Regions from separate parts of the Homo sapiens genome. Here region 1 is linked to region 2. Evidence: chromatin loops called from intact Hi-C (ENCODE). Cell type or tissue: heart left ventricle. All regions are shown on one strand. Links, peaks and the distances in the headings refer to the core of each region. The heading gives the core; the rest is flanking DNA.

The links. Hi-C counts contacts between places; a loop is a spot of excess contacts. Peaks named below come from ENCODE experiments on the same cell type or tissue, not always from the same donor. Only the 100,000 strongest peaks of a DNase experiment are listed, where the experiment ranks them.
Region 1: it touches region 2 in a loop (7-fold over the local background); 37 of 110 quality-filtered maps call a loop at or near these places.

Annotation. Positions count from the first base shown.
Region 1 is chr2:40,446,890-40,449,812 of GRCh38, reverse strand. The region is part of intron 1 of SLC8A1 (solute carrier family 8 member A1); the gene reads left to right. Among named protein-coding and RNA genes, the nearest start is that of SLC8A1, 3.7 kb to the left of the region's middle. In heart left ventricle, for the core only: a CTCF peak has its summit at 1,140 (motif pointing left); no DNase peak of the experiment used is centred there; H3K27ac peaks cover 702 bases.
Region 2 is chr2:40,553,669-40,556,591 of GRCh38, reverse strand. All of the region lies in intron 4 of LOC101929667 (a long non-coding RNA gene), which reads right to left. Among named protein-coding and RNA genes, the nearest start is that of SLC8A1, 100 kb to the right of the region's middle. In heart left ventricle, for the core only: CTCF peaks have their summits at 1,496 and 1,700 (motif pointing right); no DNase peak of the experiment used is centred there; H3K27ac peaks cover 17 bases.

The DNA of each region.
Region 1 (2,923 bases), core at 147-2,646, 110 kb after region 2:
GGGCTACAAAGGATGTAAGAGTGTCATGATAATCAGACTTTACTGTCTTGAAAGCTTAACAGGGCTGAAGGAGGAGAGTAATGAACTAAAATATGAAGGCTTATTTTCTATGTATCTATCTACCTATGTCTTTACTTTAATATTATTATATAGTGGTTCCTACTGTAACGTTTCAGATTAAGCACATAGCCCTTTTGTTGACCAGGGGAAGAAAAGAGCATGGGAGTAACAGTGCTTTGACTCCCAATAAAATTACAAATGGAAAGTGAGGTATAGTCAGTAACATCTATAGGACTATTTGCAGGAATTATGTTAATTGCTCTGTTAAGCTTTCTGTGTTTTGAAAAAATAAAATATATTCCAAGAGAACTTCAGCATCTGTTAAAAAGCTATGTTTAACATGCTTTTGCCAGGCAAATATAGACTTTTATTTACTTGCAAAATAAACACATGATTCCTCTTAGTATTCAATCTATTTCTTTGACAAAATAAATGATGAGAAAAGCTGTGCAGATCCAAGGAAGTTGCAATTCCCCTTTAAAAAGCCAGCCAAGGCATTCATTTAGCTCATAGATGTGGTTGTCTCAAAGTAAGTGCATTTTGGGACATTAATGTCTGTGTGTTTTTTTTTGTTGTTGTTTTTTGTTTTTTGTTTTTTTTTTTTAATGTTGCAATTCAGTGAGACAAGTTCTTTCTTTGTGATGCCTTTTAGGTACAGGGAGGATAGTATATAGATAAGAAGGAGACTGCCCTAAAAATATGGCAATAAACAAAATTCAAACTGAAATATAAATTAGATCTGGAAAAAGAAATGCAGCCTCTAGAAGAGGCTGTTAGAGCACATATGTTGCATGTTTTATATTTTCGTAGTATGTTGCTTTCAAGTAAACATTAAATTGTCACTTTATATTTGCTAAGAATTTAGGAATCAACATGCTATTATCTCTCTACTCTTCCTGGTCCCTTTATCTTTTTGTTTTTGCCCCCAAGGATAAATGTGTTTTGCTAAAATATTATCCAAATATCACCCATACTTGTAGTTAAATCCTTCATCATAACCTCCCATACCTCATACACCCCTCATCATAACCCCTACCAAATGGTCTCCCATCTGACCAAATTCTACTGCTCCCTCTTGTGGCAAACGTTCTGCCTGACTTTCTCTGGGTTCCAGAATCCTATCTGACATCACTTATGGTTCCCTTAGCTGTCTATCACTTTGGCTCTAATTCTTGGTAGTAAAGGTGGCTAACAAAACCAGTGGATTTCTGTACTAGCTGTTTCCACTTTTCTTTTTAAACGAAGGTATTTCTGTTCCCTAGAGATATAGCTGAGATTTAGTGGAAATAAATATCAGGTGTTTTCTGACCCATTGGGATGGACTAGATTCTGAGAATGTGAGCTTTCAGCGTCTGCCTTTGAGATTCAGATTTGGATTCAGGACTAGTCCAATGGGGCCTCATTAAGTGCAGCGGGATTACTTTCGGTTTTCTTTCTTCCTCTTCCAAAATCTCTTTTTCTCTCTTTCTCTCCCTGGCCTCCCCACTCTGTCACCTTCCATCCCCAGTCCTCCATGCACACATATACATTACAAAATACGTTTTACACAATATATATTTTGAAGACCTAATCAATGACTAGGTTCTCAGTAGTACTTATTAATCAAACAGTCCATTTTCTGATGTATTTTCCAGTGCATTGACTTATAAGACAGTTGCTCGTAGTCCTTGCTGCCTCAAGTGATTTTTGTAAGTTCTCTTTGCAGAGACTATATTGAACAGTAGGTGTTTTAAATTTACATTTGTGATTGTCCTTTGATCTGCCCAGCCAAGAGTGTAGACAGTAACAAGACAAAAGTTTAAGTGAATCACATTTCCACCTTACCTGAAACTTCCTAGTGAGTTTCAGTAGAAGGAGGGGAACATGTGGAAGAGGAAAAGCTCTGGCAGCTGAAGCAAAGAAAATGCTTTTGTGATCAAGGGCAAGTGCATTGCAGGCAGCAGTCTATACAGTGATTTGAGGGTGGGCAAAGCATTCCCAGGTTCAAAGCATTTATTTCTTGGGCAAAATAGTATCTGAAACTTTCACAATTAGAACCATTCATTTGAATAAAGGAATTCTATCTAATAGACCCTAATAAAATGAAATATTATCCGAGAAGGAGCTACCATTAATTCTCACAAATCATTAGCATATGTTCTTTCTTTTTTTTTTTTTTTTTTTTAACTTGGATTGGTTTATCAGGTCAACTGGCAGACAAAGTCCTGGGGGCCTGGAACACAGGAAAATACAGAGAATGTGAAAGAGGTTTAAAACTAGGTTGCTGCCCAGTTAGTGCACTCAGGGCCATTTTGGTGGGGAAGTTTGGGGCGATGTGAGTGCCCAGGAATGGGGCTGTTGATGGGGAGGGATAGAGAGTAGCCAGACAAAGGCAAAGATAAACTCTCCAAAATTTGGCTTCTAGAGCAACAAGGGTAATACAAATTTGATACTTTCTTGAAGATTTAGCCATTTAAGTCCTCTGAGGAGTGGGCAAAATATTTTCCCTAGAGTGAAATTATATCCTTAAAATCTTGAATAGATTCGACTGTATCATTCTGCAATATGTATTAATGCCCGTAACCTAGAAAATGCTAGTGTGATACCAATTCAGACAAATGGTTTCTTGTACATGTAATAGATCTAGGAAACTAGATGTAAATATTAAAGATCATCTTAATTTTTTTAAAAAGACAGATTAATTACTTTGTTGATATCATTGCATGGTAAGTGAGAACAATTAATAATTTCCTGGTTGGATCCAATGTGAGAGCAAGTCAAACAAGGTAGTGATTCAGCAATTTACTTCAACCAAATTATGATATTTATGGAGCATTCAGTGTATACAAGGCCCTGTGCTTGGCTTTTCAAAGAATGCAGATGA
Region 2 (2,923 bases), core at 327-2,826:
ATGCAGGGCTGTGGCCCCATGGCATTCACCATAACGGGTCACTCTCCCCTTTCTCTCTGGTTCATTTGGCCATTCTGTCTAGAGAGCACCGCAGACACTGTGCACAACAGAGGCTTTAAGTAGCTACTTCTCCATATCCAGAGGTTTAGAGGATTGAGTAAGAATCTAACTTTACATGCTTTTAATACAGCTAATTACAAGCACATGTGTTGTTAGGGCCTCAGTTATTTAGTATATGGGATGTCTTTTTGATATATACTCCTCCAGGGCTTATCTTTCCTTTCCTACTGTTCCCACCAACTTAAGATCAGATTTATCTGAAAGGAATTTTGGCTTATGCATCTATAAATATGCCTATTAATATTTTTTCTGTAAATACAGAAACAACACGTTAGCCTTATCAGTGAAACCTTGGGCCTCTTTACTATCACATTTTCAGCTTGCATTAGGATCATAGTAAACTAGCTAAAGGAAGAAAAAATAAATAAACTGTCATTCTAAAGGTTAGCCTTCTTAATTAAATGAAAACTCACGCAGCAGCATTAGAAAATGAAGTGACTGTAGCCTGTGCTCTTTTTGAGGGGACCCTACAGAGCATCCAGCCCATCCTGCCAAAAGCATGGCAAGCTGAATTAACCCCGGATGGATAAGAGGCTGCTGCGTTACAGTGGTGGTTTTTCGTTTGCAAGCAAGTGGAATTGACTGTGTGTGTCTGTTCTTGAAACTGTTCCATTTCTAGCCCACCTCATTTTCACCTTCTCTTTGATTTACCACCACCACCACCTTGCTGTTCCCTGGAGCTTCCTGCTTTCCCTACCACTGTCTTTCAGCTGAAGCCAATGTGGAGAAAAAAATCAGTAACAAGGTTCTGGGTTAGGTACTTTCACATTTATAAGTTCATTACCACCTCTTTTTATAGAAAAGCAAACTGAAATTCAGAGTTGTTAATGATTTGACCTAAGATCACACAGCTAGTGAAGTATGAGAGTAGACTGATCTATCTCCAATGCCCATTCTCTTTCCATAAGAACAACTGTTTGTATTGCTCTCCTTGCATTCCCACTGCCTTCATTCATAAAACTTTTCTCATGGTCTCCAGGATCACACTGCACCCTCCCAGCACCATAACAGAGCTGACTCTGTCTAGACCTTCAGCCTAGCACTGTCCTACCTCTTCCTTGATTTTGTTATTTTTGGATAGGTTCTTGGCCCCTTCTAGTTGGCCAGGAGCTCTGTGAAGTCCTCACACGAGTAAGTAAAGCCAGAGGTTTTCCAAAGCAGTGAGAAAACTGCACGTTTTGAGATCGGCAGTTCATTCTACCCCCCTCATTTCATGGTTGTATCATTTCTATCATCCTCTAACAAAATAGCTATGAATAGTCACATCATGACATTGCCCTCCATTTCAAAAATTAAAATATTCTCACTCTGTGATTTTTTATTGGTTATACCTGTATTCAATCAAATATATTGATTATATCTTTTCTTGATAAATATAAAAACAATATGATAAAAACTTTTACATAATCCTAATAAGTTAGAAAATTTTTCCAGACTCTCATTTTTTTAGTATAAAGAAGGGCTTTACATTAATTATACTTATTCAAACTCTTGGATTTGAGGGTTTTCCAGAGGGTGAATGTGTTTAGGCACAGCTGCCACACTGTGCAACTCCATAGTGCACTATCTGCATTGAGCTCCAGGGGGAGCCATTGAGATTGTGATTGTGATGGTATCTTCCAAAGTGGAAGACAGTGAAGTGATAAGGTTTGAAAAGGTGGTTTGCGTGTCTGGCTGTAATTAGAATTATCAGGGGAGCTTTTAGGACTGAGTTTCACTCACGGCAATTAAGCCAAAATCTCTAGGTGGATCTAGGCATCAGTAACATTTCAAAACCGCTGGTGTAGAGCATGAGATCTTGGAGACGTGAAACCCAAAGTTGAATCCTAGTTTTGGAACTCTCCAAGCTTCATTTTCTTCATCTGTAATAAAATAAGGCTATGAATTGTTCTTACTTTATAGAACTGTAAATATAACCCTTAGCATTGTACTTCTAGTTAACATTTCAAGGTAATTAGTAATCACTACTGTTATTATTATGAAGAAACATATCACTACTGTTCTAATACCTCGATGTCTTTAAAAATAAAAAAGGATAATATACTACCAATTAAGCCACTTCTCAGAGATTCAAAGGGCATGTAAAATATAATTTATATTGGATGAGTCAGAAGATAATTCATTCAGTTGAACCTGTAGAAATCCTACTAAACTGCGAAAGTGGAGAATTCTACTAAAGATAGCACCTTCTACAATCTGACAATGAAAACCCTGCCATTGCACTTTTGCCTTTGGTTAATTTATATTTTCATTCTAACCACTCTGCACTTTGTCTAGTATATCAGTGTTACTTCAACTCTCTCTCAAACGCCAAGCATGAATTTATAGTGATTTGTTAATTACCCCTAGTGATTTCAGGTACTTCAAAGTTAACCTCCTAAGCAAACCCCTTCACAATTTAAGCCCAACCAATAGCAAGCCCTGTCAAATACATTTCATGAACATCTGGCAAGCATTAATCCTCTTCTCCATCTTCTCTCCAAGGCTAGGAACATCTCTTTTTTCGTACTCCTTTACCTGCTACTGATTCCTAATTAATCCTCATATGCTAAAAATAACTTCATAAAAAACAGATATTCACAAATCACTTCTGCTTTAAATTTCCTTTTACTGCCTTATTACCGACAGAATCAAGTCCAAAGTCCTTAGAGAATAAAAACCTTCAAGATCAGACTTTCATTAAACTTTTCAGAATCCTCCCTCCACCCACCGCTTCTTGATAAATGTCCTGATCTAACCACTCTGAATTCCACATGATCTCTGAATCTGCCAGTGTGTCTTTGCATACAGTCACCATTTTCTT